Linked DNA regions of Mus musculus: regions 1 and 3 are each linked to region 2. Evidence: chromatin contacts called from ENCODE Hi-C or POLR2A ChIA-PET data. All regions are on one chromosome and are shown on one strand. The core of a region is the stretch at or near the end of the contact, and the rest is flanking DNA. Distances in the headings are between cores, read along the strand shown.

Evidence for each region. Hi-C counts contacts between places; a loop is a spot of excess contacts on that map. ChIA-PET counts read pairs that join two places held with the same protein, here RNA polymerase II (POLR2A).
Region 1: POLR2A ChIA-PET joins it to region 2 with 15 read pairs in Patski. The contact joins the promoter of Cog7 here to the promoter of Usp31 in region 2. POLR2A ChIA-PET finds 5 or more read pairs at or near these places in 2 of 5 experiments (Patski and embryonic stem cell).
Region 3: a map of regulatory T cell shows a loop between it and region 2 (2.8-fold over the local background). The contact joins the promoter of Dctn5 here to the promoter of Usp31 in region 2. A Hi-C loop is called at or near these places in 1 of 37 maps with a recorded cell type or tissue (regulatory T cell). POLR2A ChIA-PET finds 5 or more read pairs at or near these places in 1 of 5 experiments (embryonic stem cell).

What each region holds. Positions count from the first base shown.
Region 1 is chr7:121,980,185-121,984,107 of GRCm38, reverse strand. Cog7 (component of oligomeric golgi complex 7) reads left to right here and starts at 2,415. Exons shown (of 17, transcript NM_001033318.3): 1 at 2,415-2,691. The coding sequence starts at 2,523.
Region 2 is chr7:121,705,294-121,708,887 of GRCm38, reverse strand. It overlaps Usp31 (ubiquitin specific peptidase 31), which reads left to right and starts at 1,446. Exons shown (of 16, transcript NM_001033173.2): 1 at 1,446-2,252. The coding sequence starts at 1,635.
Region 3 is chr7:122,131,611-122,135,192 of GRCm38, reverse strand. Dctn5 (dynactin 5) reads right to left here and starts at 2,152. Exons shown (of 6, transcript NM_021608.3): 1 at 2,012-2,152; 2 at 956-1,024; 3 at 23-141. The coding sequence starts at 2,059. Palb2 (partner and localizer of BRCA2) reads left to right here and starts at 2,247. Exons shown (of 13, transcript NM_001081238.2): 1 at 2,247-2,473. The coding sequence starts at 2,426.

The sequences.
Region 1 (3,923 bases), core at 1,166-3,665, 270 kb before region 2:
CTTTAAAAAAATAAATCTTAAAAGAAGAAACAACAACAACAAAAATAGCCTGGGCCTCAATGACACCAGTGGACACATAGCACAAAGAAAATATACTCAAAAAATTAGCCAGGTAAACCAGAGAACAAGCTTTGTTTCAGAGATAAAGGTGTACTTGATGATGATATTAGGTTAGTACTTAAGGAAGATAAAAGTTACAAATGCACATATACCTAATATCAGAGCCCTGAAGAACCTGAAGCAAAAATAAATGCAGCTGGGCAGAAAAGTGGCAGTACAACAAGATGAATTCCACCCGTGGGTTGGTTTGTTTGTTTTTTGAGACAGGGTCTCTTTATACAGCCCCTGGCTGTTCTGGAACTCACATTGAGGACCAGACTAGCCTTGAATTCCCCTTGGCCTGCCTCTGCCTCCTGAGCATTGAAAGGTGTGTGCCCAGCTAACAATAATGAGTTGGAAACTTAGTCTTTCAGCAGCAATTGGTGGGACAACTCAGAAGATGATCAAGGACATATGTTTTGAAGGACACTAATGATCATCTTTACTAAAATACATGGAACACTTATTCAATGACTGCATATATTTCTTTCTTTTCTTATTCTTTTTTTTTTTTTTTTTTTTTTTTTTTTTTGAGACAGGGTTTCTCTGTATAGCCCTGGCTGTCCTGGAACTCACTTTGTAGACCAGGCTGGCCTCGAACTCAGAAATCCACCTGCCTCTGCCTGCCGAGTGCTGGGATTAAAGGCGTGTGGCACCACACCCGACTATATATTTCTTTTTTGCTGTTTGGTTTGTTTTTGAGACAGGGTCTTGCTACGTATGCCTAAATGATTTCAAACTTAAGGAATCTTCCTCTTTCTGCATCCCCAGTGCTGGGATTGCAGGCGTGTATCACCACATGAAGTCAGACATGTGATTTTCTTCCTCCCTTCTCTGCTTCCTCTTCTTTATATTGAATATTCATGTCCATAGTGCTGTGTTTCATAAAGACAATCTACCTAACTGTACTATGCATTTTACCCCTGTTCCCTTCTGCATATCTTCCCTCTTTCCCACCTCCACCTTCCATTCTTTTTCCTCCCGTGTCTTTCCTCTGCTCTCATGTTAGATATTCTTTTAGGTGTTTATACAATCTGGATCCAGAACTGAGAGAAAACGTGAACTTCGTCTTCTGGCTTCTTTTGCTTATTACCTTTAGCTGTATCCATTCCCCACAACACCATGTCCTCCTTTTGGGTACTGTACATATTTTTAAGTGCACATATACTCTTCTCCATGACAGACAAATATTAAGGCCATAGCAAGTCTCTGTACATTTAGAACAGAGTCATAATATGTGTTCCTGATACACGGAATTAAATTAGAAACCAACGCTAGAACATGCAGTGGTGGCTTAAGCCAGAAATCCCAGCATGTGGGAGGTTCGATCTTTGAGGCATGGGTTTGAGTTCTAGGATAGAAGAACGGAACCCGTCTTTAAAAACAACAAACAAACAACAACATCCTCACAACAACAACAACATCCTCTACTTTGCTATACTAGACAAGAGCAAAAAAAAAAAAAAAAATCGGAGAAAGAAAGGAAGAAGGAAGAAAGGTAGAAAGAAAGAAAAAACCTAACTAGTAAAGAAAATGATGGAAAATGAGTGGAAGAATTGGAGGAAAAGTAATTTTTGAAGATTATTGAAGATTACTGAAATTAGACCAGAGTTAGGGGAGACCATTATCAAATCTATAGAAATCTATGAGGAGAGATGGTCCAGCGGTTAATAGTACTGGCAGCTCTTCCAGAGGACCTGCGTTCCACTCCCAGCATTGATAACCACATGTAACATCCCACTTCCAGGAGATCTTTCATTCTCATCTGGCCTCTGCCCGCACCAGACAGGCAAGTGGGTCACACACATACAGAGGCAAAACACTCCATATAAAATAAAATAAAATTAAAAAAAAAACCAAACTGCTGCCGGGCGTGGTGGCGCACACCTTTAATCCCAGCACTCGGGAGGCAGAGGCAGGCGAATTTCTGAGTTCGAGGCCAGCCTAGTCTACAACGTGAGTTCCAGGACAGCCAGGGCTACACAGAGAAACCCTGTCTCAAAGCAAAACCAAACCAAACCAAAAAACCAAAAAACCAAAAAACCCAAACTGCTGTATGCATTTAGTGAGGACGGAAAACTAGCAACATTACTCCTACATACAGAGTTTATATTTCTCAGCTGCTCCCTTCTCAGACGTCAATCTTCTAGTCTTGAGGAAACACGCGTTTACTTAGTTTACTGCTCGACAAATAAGAGCAGAAAACGAACTGTCGTACCTGTCCGGACTGCGCGAAGCTCGCTGCTCTAACAGGAACAGTTGCTATGGTAATAGGCACCGACTTCCGGAAGAAGTACGGCGCGCGACGAGGGACATTCGGCCTCGGCGCGAGTGCGCTGACGGGGCGGCAAGTAAAGCTTGGTGGGTTTCGACGGGTGTCCCGAAGGCGGTGTCGCTCGGCGCCAACCCGGAGACCGCGCGCCATGGACTTCTCCAAGTTCCTGGCTGACGACTTCGACGTGAAGGACTGGATTAATGCGGCCTTCAGAGCCGGCCCCAAAGACGGGGCGGCGGGGAAGGCGGACGGTCACGCAGCCACCCTGGTAATGAAGCTGCAGCTGTTCATCCAGGAGGTGAACCACGCCGTGGAGGGTGAGCCACGCAGACGCCCACCCGCCCGCCCCGGCACCCGACTGCAGGACCGGGCCCAGGGGCCAAGCCTCTCCTTTGGTGGGAAAGCGAGCCCTGCAGTAGTCTGAGTTAGGTCTAGGCTTTGGTGTTCACGTCCGACGATGCCATAACATTTCCTTTAAAAACTAAAAACTAAAAACAAAAAAAAAACCCCAATAATAATAATAATAACAATCTGGGAGTGGTGGCGACCGCCGTTAATTTCCGCACTGGGGAGGTGGTGCTGGACGGTCAGGAATTCAAAGCCAGCTTCAGTTGCAAAGTGAGTTCGAGGCCGGCCTAGGCTATAGGATCGCTCTCGCCGGCTCTCGCACGCTCTTTTACTCTTCCTTCTCCTTCCCCCTTCTTATTTACAGTCTCACTCTGTCGCCTAGGTTCGCCTCAAACTCGCCTTCTGCCCCAGCTTCCCTAATTCTGGCATTACAGATATGTGCCCCCCCCCCCCAAAAAAAGCTCTTTGGGTTTGGAGTAATTGCTCAGTGGTTACTACTCTTGTAGAGAACCTAAACTTAATTCTCAGCACCCACATCAGTTGGCACACAACTACCTGTAACTCCAGTTCCATGGGATTCAGTGGCCTCCTTGGGCATAAACACTCACATGCACATACTGACACACAGACAAACATGGGTGAATGTAATTAAAAAATAAATCTTGAAAGAAGGCCTTTTGGAGGTGGTGGGGTAGATAGACTCTCATGTAACCCATACTGGCCTTGAATTTGCTCTATGATGGAGGGTGACCTTGAACTCTTGATCTTCATGCCTTTGATTCTGAAATTCTGGGATTATAGACATGTTCTGTCATGCCTGGCATAAAGAGTCACTTTTGAGAGCATTTAATAGTTAACTGGTCCTAGTATTTAGCAGTATATGAGAATGACACAAATCCATTAATATATCTTTGTAAGCTAAGGAAGATGGGCCATCCTGAATGAAGACTTTAACTGTGTGTGTGTGAGAGAGAGAGAGAGCGAGAGAGAGGAAGAAAGAGAGAATGAGAGAGAGAAGACGAGAGAGAGGGGGGGGAGAGAGAGAGAGAGAGAATGAGAGAGAAAGAGAGAATATATGTTGCTGAATCAGTGCTCCTCCTTGCTGCTTCACTGTGTTGAGGACACAGTACCACATAGATAGCCTGGGTTATGGTGCTGCAGCTTGGTTTCCAGGCATATTTTCCCCACATCTGCATGTGTG
Region 2 (3,594 bases), core at 197-2,696:
TAGAAGTGGAGGGGATTTGAGCCTATTCAGAGCAAACCAAGAGCATCATTACAGGATACCATATTTAGTATTGAGTAGAAATCTAGAGGCCAAAACTATTTGCTTTGAGATGGGTGTAGGGTGGCCTTTCTATCTTTAAAATGTTATGGGCTTTCTTTCCCATTATCTGTTTTTTGCAGTAACCAGGGCTCAGGCTCATCTCTTAGCAAAGAGAACATACAAAGAGAAGGTCAGAAACCAGTGGATTTTGAGTAGTAGGCAGCCTTAATGCACGCTGTTCTCCCATGCAGTTTTTTTTCCTTTAAAAAAAATTGAACCAACATTTAAAAATAGAATTTCCACCTTTTCTCTAAAAATCAGCTGATCTGGCAACACTAAGCCCTCATTCTCACATGGGAACAACTGACTGGAGGTGAGCGAAAGCCATCTCTTTAGAAGAATGTTAATTAGCAGGTTGCCGCTGTCCACAACATTTCTTGTATTCCCAAGATATGTGAAGTATGACCTGATCAGCAGATGACCGACCCCTCACCAGGATTCTTTGTTCATTGCTATGACCTATCTAGCCTCTGCGATAGTAGTGCATCTGTGACCCTTGGTTTAAAGGTTAAGTCTTTGAGCCAAACTTGGGTTTAAATGAGATGTCAAAGGCACTGAACTGAAAACCAAGGAAGGTATTCCATGATTGGCATAGTGTGTGGAATACAGAGGTAATCATGAATGAATACCTACTGAGAGTGTACACTATAGGAAGGCAAGCAGAAACTCAGTTAGTTTCAGTCTTGTCGTATCCTTAGAGTTTAGTACAGTATTTGGCAAACAGCAAGTGTTCAGTTGCTATATTTACTGAATGAATGGATGGATGAATGAATGATTGAATGAATGAATGAGCAAATGCTCAGTTTATTGAGTGATTAAAGGGAGAGCTCAGAGGATTTAAAGGCTGTATTTTACAAAACTTTTCAGCAAGGCAATTCTAATAATATTACTTTGCTGAGACCTCAAGGTACATCCTGAAAGAAAAGCCCACCAGAATGTGCCAGCTCCGTGACCACGTTCGGGTGGGTACGCGGCAGTCCCTCGGGAGCCAGGCTGAGTTAACCCGCCTGGGACAAGACAAAGCTGTATCTATCAGCTCCTCTGCCACCTGGTACGTGGCAGCTTGATTTCAGTACTTTCTCTAGATCTTTTCTATTTGACAAGCAAAGACAGAGACCCACCCCTAAAATCCACCATCCAGCGCCTGCCCTAACGTTTAGGACCGTGCCCATACTAAACATGGCCAGTCTTGAGCTTCAACACGCAGAACCACGCCCTAAGCCGAGGGAGTCCTTGAATCAGGGTTCAGGGAGAGAGCTGTTCCCACAGTCAATATGGCGGCCTCGCAGCTTCAGTGCGGGGCGGGGCTGCGATGCCAGCGAGTCACGTGAGCTGCCCACTTGGGCGGCCGCGCGACGCACGCGCGCCCCTCGGTCGCCGCTCTCTTGCTCGCTCTCTCCGCGGCGCTCTGAGGTGGTGTAGGGCGTGAAGCCCCCCGGGCCGGGTGAGGCGCAGGCGGCGGGATGCGGCGGCGGCCGTGGCGGAGTCGCGGTCCGGGCGGACTGGCGCGGTGATGAGCGTCGGCAACCGCCGCCATGTCCAAGGTAACGGCGCCCGGGCCCGGGCCGCCGGTGGCGGCGGGCGGGAAGGAGAAGCGCTCGTTCAGCAAGCGGCTGTTCCGGAGTGGCCGCGCGGGGGGCGGCGGCGGCGCTGGCGGCCCCGGGCCGGCCGCGCCCTCGTCGCCGTCGTCGGCGCGCTCGGTGGGCAGTTTCATGAGCCGCGTCCTCAAGACGCTGTCCACGCTCTCGCACCTCAGCTCCGAGGGCGCCGCCCCGGACCGCGGCGGCCTCCGCAGCTGCTTCCCGCCCGGGCCGGCCTCCGCGCCCACGCCGCCGCCGTGCCCGCCGCCGCCCGCCTCGCCCGCGCCTCCCGCCTGCGCCTCGGAGCCGGTGCCCGGCGTGGCGGGGCTCCGCAACCACGGCAACACGTGCTTCATGAACGCCACGCTGCAGTGCCTCAGTAACACCGAGCTCTTCGCCGAGTACCTGGCTCTGGGCCAGTACCGGGCGGGCCGACCGGAGCCAGAGCCGGAGTCGGAGCAGCCGGCGGGCCGCGGGCCGCACGGCCAGGGCGAGGTCACCGAGCAGCTGGCGCATCTGGTGCGGGCGCTCTGGACGCTGGAGTACACCCCGCAACACAGCCGCGACTTCAAGGTGAGCCCGGGGCGGGGGGCCTTGGAGCTCGGGCGCTTCTTGGGCTCCTCCTCTTCGGGCCGGGAGGATTTCTGCGCTGGATGCTCAGAGAGTTCTGGAAGATAACCCAGATGACAAAGGAACGCATTCCTCCCACCATTCATCCAGCCAGCTTGGCTTCCGAGCGCCAGAACATGGGCGCCAGGTCCTGTGATCCGCCTTGGGGATGGATGTTGCCAGGACCAAGACCCTGCCTTCATGGAACTTCAATCTTTGGAGCGGGTATTGGTGGGAGAGTATCTATCCATCTGGGTTCGAATCCGGCTTCTGCTTCTTAAGTAGTAAACCACTGAGCCTCTTTATGCTCCCGTTTACCTGGTACTTACGTTTAGCAAGTTGACAGGTTACGTTGGACAGCGAGATTACCCAGTTTGGGCACTTCTAGCGGGTTCAGTGTGATACATAAAGTGCTTTAGCTATGTTAGTACCGTTCATGCTTAGTGCTTTTTTTTTTTTCTTTCTATTCTTAAGTACAATGAACCAGGTGTTATCAGATAGTACTTTGAAGAAGGCAGAACTTGATGATGTAATAGATGGAGGAGGTGGTCCTGGCCCTTGGCTTGCAGCTGCCCGTGTGCACTAAGAGGATGAGATTGGGAAGCAGAGGAGTTTGCTGGTCCAGATGGTAAGGGTCATTTAGGCTATCCTAAGGAGTTGGGTTCTTACTGTAAGCTGAGCAGAGAGGTGATTGGAGATTGTATGAGGGATACTTTGAGGTGGGATATGGGTATGATATTAGCGAGAATGGAGTCGGACAGTGAAAAAATAAGTTTTACCATTCCTTCCCTCATTTCCTCATGCTTAGAACTCCACAGTTTGATAGTTGCCCCCATTTTTTGACAGTTGTCTCACCCTGATTTTCTACCAGCCTTCTTTATTTTTTTGAGACAGGGTCCCACTATGTAGCCCAAGGCTGACTTTCAACTCGAGATCTTCCCGATAGCCTTCTGTGTGCTGGGATCAACCTACCCCTCTCCACTGCTCTTCTAAAGAAAACAAATATCAAGTTTAGAGACGTTGGTAGACAACATTAAAAAATATTTACATAGGCATGGGGTGTGTGTGTGGCATTTGTGTAGAGGTCAGAGGACGATTTGTGGAGTCGGTTCTCTTATTCATTTATGTGGGTTCTGGGGATTTAACTCAATTTGTCATGTTTACCTGATGGTCCATCTTGTCAGCCCAACAGTAGCTAAATTTAATAAGGTTATTATGCTTTTATTGTTTTTTTTTTCTCTCATTTGTCTTCTATTTATGGCAAGTGGTACTGGTTTTCCACTGTGCTATCAAGTTTCTCTCTAAA
Region 3 (3,582 bases), core at 903-3,402, 430 kb before region 2:
AACAGGTAATTAAGTCACATACCCTTTGCTGAATTTTTTGAACGGTGGCCTTATGACACTACGGCTTTTCACGACACAGTGACGTCCAACTCTTACATTTGCCAGGTCTCCTCGGATGATACAGTCATTCATTATAATGGTCTATAAAGCAAAACACGTGTAAAAAATACCAGTTAAGTCCATGTCCCTGAATTCTGTTTTAAAGTACTTAAGATACTGCCTCTTCATGAGTTTTGTGTCTAGTAGTCCTAGGCACAATACAGCACAGAGAACAATCTGCCACTGCATTCTGTTCAGACATAAAAGATTTCTGGCCCTTCCCTCCACCACCACCATGTTCTTACTCATAATATTTAATGCAATGTAAATCCTATTTAAATAAAATACTGAAGAAAATGACAGAAGTGTTCACGTTCTGTTTAGAAGAAATTCCTCCCCTCTCTTCTCCCTCTGTCTAGCTGCCCTGTGTCTCCTGTGCTCTCTCCTGTTATATTTCACGTGTTACTGCCCTCCCCACCCTCTTCCTTAAAGCTTCTTTATTCCCCATCTAATGGGCCGCTCTCTAATTTTTTTGGCTTCTCCTCCCTGATCGTCTTTGTGCATTCAATAAATCTAATTTGGAGAAAAAAATGAAAACAAAGAAAGAGGGGTTAGAGAGATGGCTCAGCGGTTAAGAGCACTGGCTGCTCTTTCAGAGGTCTGAGTTCAATTCCCAGCAACCACATGGTGGCTCAAAACCATCTGTAATGGGATCTAATGCCCTCTTCTGGTGTGTCTGAAGACAGTGACAATGTGTTCATATATACATAAAATAAATAAATGTTTAAAAAAACAAAAACAAAGAGAGAGAACTGGAAATGACAAATTGGAGACAGCACTATCCCATATACCCTGCTGATACAGTGACTAGCTGAAGGCATAAGGGTAACCTCCTGAAGCTGCCTGTGCCCTTTACCTTGCCATTGAGGACGATGTTCTGGCTTCCACACAAAACAGACTGGCGACTAACTTTGTTCCCAGATGCCTAAAAGCAAACAGAAATCTGGAGTGAAAAAACAGAGGATTTCTGGACTACAGTTTCCATCATGAAAGCTCACATTGAGGAGAAAATTACTTCAAATGAAGGGCAGTCTAAAAATGAATGAGGCCTGAATGTATACTGCACCCCTACTGTCCCAGCTCTGGGTGGGGTGACTGTGAATTTGGGGTTAGACTAAACTATGAAGTGAGACTCCATCACCAAACAAACAAACAAAAACAAACTGGAGAAGGAATGCACTGGGGGGGGGGGGGGAAGGCTGTGGGCACGGCTCCGTGATAAGAGCACTCAGGAACTGAATCCAATCTATCAAAAGAGCAAGGGTAGATCAGGAACTGAGAGCTCAAGAAATGAATTCAGGATCGGTATCTAATGAGCGGTCTAATGACTGATGTGCATTCAGACCCCACTTCCATATTACGGTTTCATAGCCTTCAGTGAGGAAAATTACTTTTCCATGATCACAGACACACAGAAAAAATAATGATAGTAACCCTAACGGGGGCAGTTTACATATGTTGTATTATGAGTTGACGAATAGAAACAATAACGTCTTAGCACGTAAGCAGACTGTGAAATATTATTTTTAAAAAGGGCCCGGAGTCTGAAAATGTAATTTATATACAGAATGAATAGGCTGTACTGTGTATTCCTCTGGAAGACATTATTTAACAGGAAACTCAGGCGTGTGTATATGCACACACATAGATATATATGCATAGAAACTCTCCCACATCCACACTTTCCTCCCCCGCTACACAGCACACCCACACACACGAGATGAAGGAGAAGAGAGCCTAATGCATGCATGCACCGACTAAATAACAATCAGATGAAACACGAAGCATCTCTAAGTCATCCAAGGAAGGGACTGAGGGAACGGGAACCAGTGCAGCCGGGACGGGAGGGGCGACCGTCCAGTCCTCGAGGGTCCCGTGACTGCCAGCGGCGGCAGGGTCGCCACACGCGCACCGTCTCGATGTACTCCGACTTGTTGTACAGCAGTTCGCCCAACTCCATGGCTTCCCCCTCTCTGAACCTCAGGATCCTGTCAGTAGCTCAGGCAGACGGTGATTCCAGCTACTTCCGGTTGATCGGCCACTTCCGCTATCCCCGCCCTGGACTCTCATTCGACTCTCCTCTAGTCAAGCCTGCTCGATCGCTCGGCAGTCTCCAGCTGCGCGTGCGCAGAGCGAACAGAGGTTTTAATTGGCCAGAGCGGCTAGCGCGCGGAACCTGTGTGGCTCGGCAGGAACATAGTGGGGGTGAACTAGGTCCCCGTTCTTCCCAGGGGTTCCTCTTGGCCCTAGGAAGCCCTGGCTGGGTCCCCGTGACCACAGGCCCGAGGCTGGAGACGGCTGCTCCTTGCGTTCGGCTTCCAACCCGATGGAAGAGCTTTCCGGGAAGCCCCTCAGCTATGCGGAGAAGGAAAAGGTGCCCGGGTTGCGGGAAGGGTGACCCAGGGCTTTAGGCTGGGTTTTCAAACCTAGTTCCTGTATCCGAGGCAGTGTCCTCCTACCTACAGCCTCCACGAGAAGTCACTGAGACGAGCGCGCTGCTCGGGTGGCGAAGCTTAAAATGCAGACGAGCCAAACCCATCTTCTAGTGGCACTGCATAAATATTAGGTGTAAAACTACATATAGGTAAACCTAGAGGCCCTCTTCTCTCCCACTCCACTCCGGCCCCGTCACATAAATCTTTCACGTCACGTCAACAGCCTTATATATATACATTTTCGTGTTTGTCTGTTAGGGCTTGACCTCCAAAATAGGTTTACATTGGAGAAGGGGATGGTTATAACGTGTACTCTGGTTGGTTCTGCAGCTGGTGTTCTCCATGTTTAAGACCCACGTTGGAACAAGATGAGGGGAAGAAAATAATATAAATATTACATATAATGAACAGGTGTTGTGTGTGTGCATACAAATTTAGTGTAGTAGTTAGAAGGAGCTCTCATTTCTTTCAGGCTCAGAATATTATTCTCCTGCAAGACTTAAATATTACTTCCATGTTCTTGTGCTTTCTGTGCAAAATTAGAATTCACATTAATTTGTCTTCCTATCCTGTCTTACCTTCTAAGGGTGGTAAAGATCATTTACAAATAAACAAGATAACTCCTACTTACTGATAAGATTGAGGACAAGATAACAGGTTAAGATCAGAATTACTCATGTTGTGGTGGCCCATGACCATAATTTGGTTGCTACTTAATAACTGCAGTTTGCTGCTATTATGAATCAAAATATATATGATATGAAACCTCTGTGTGTGTGGGGGGGGTGTTAAATGGAGCAGTTATAAATGGCAGCATCCTGGAGGAACTGCTTATTCTCTGTTCAGTTTGCATATCTCAAAGGAGGATGATTATATAATAGAATCTATTTGTTAGGGTTATTGTGAGTGCTAATTGAGTCATTGGACATTAAAGTCACAAAATTCCCTAGGACTAACTGAAGCACATTATGAAAGTATCTGCCATTTTTATTATTATGTGTCTGAGAATGGATGGGGACTAAAGTGACTTTAGCACAGAAGTGCTGGA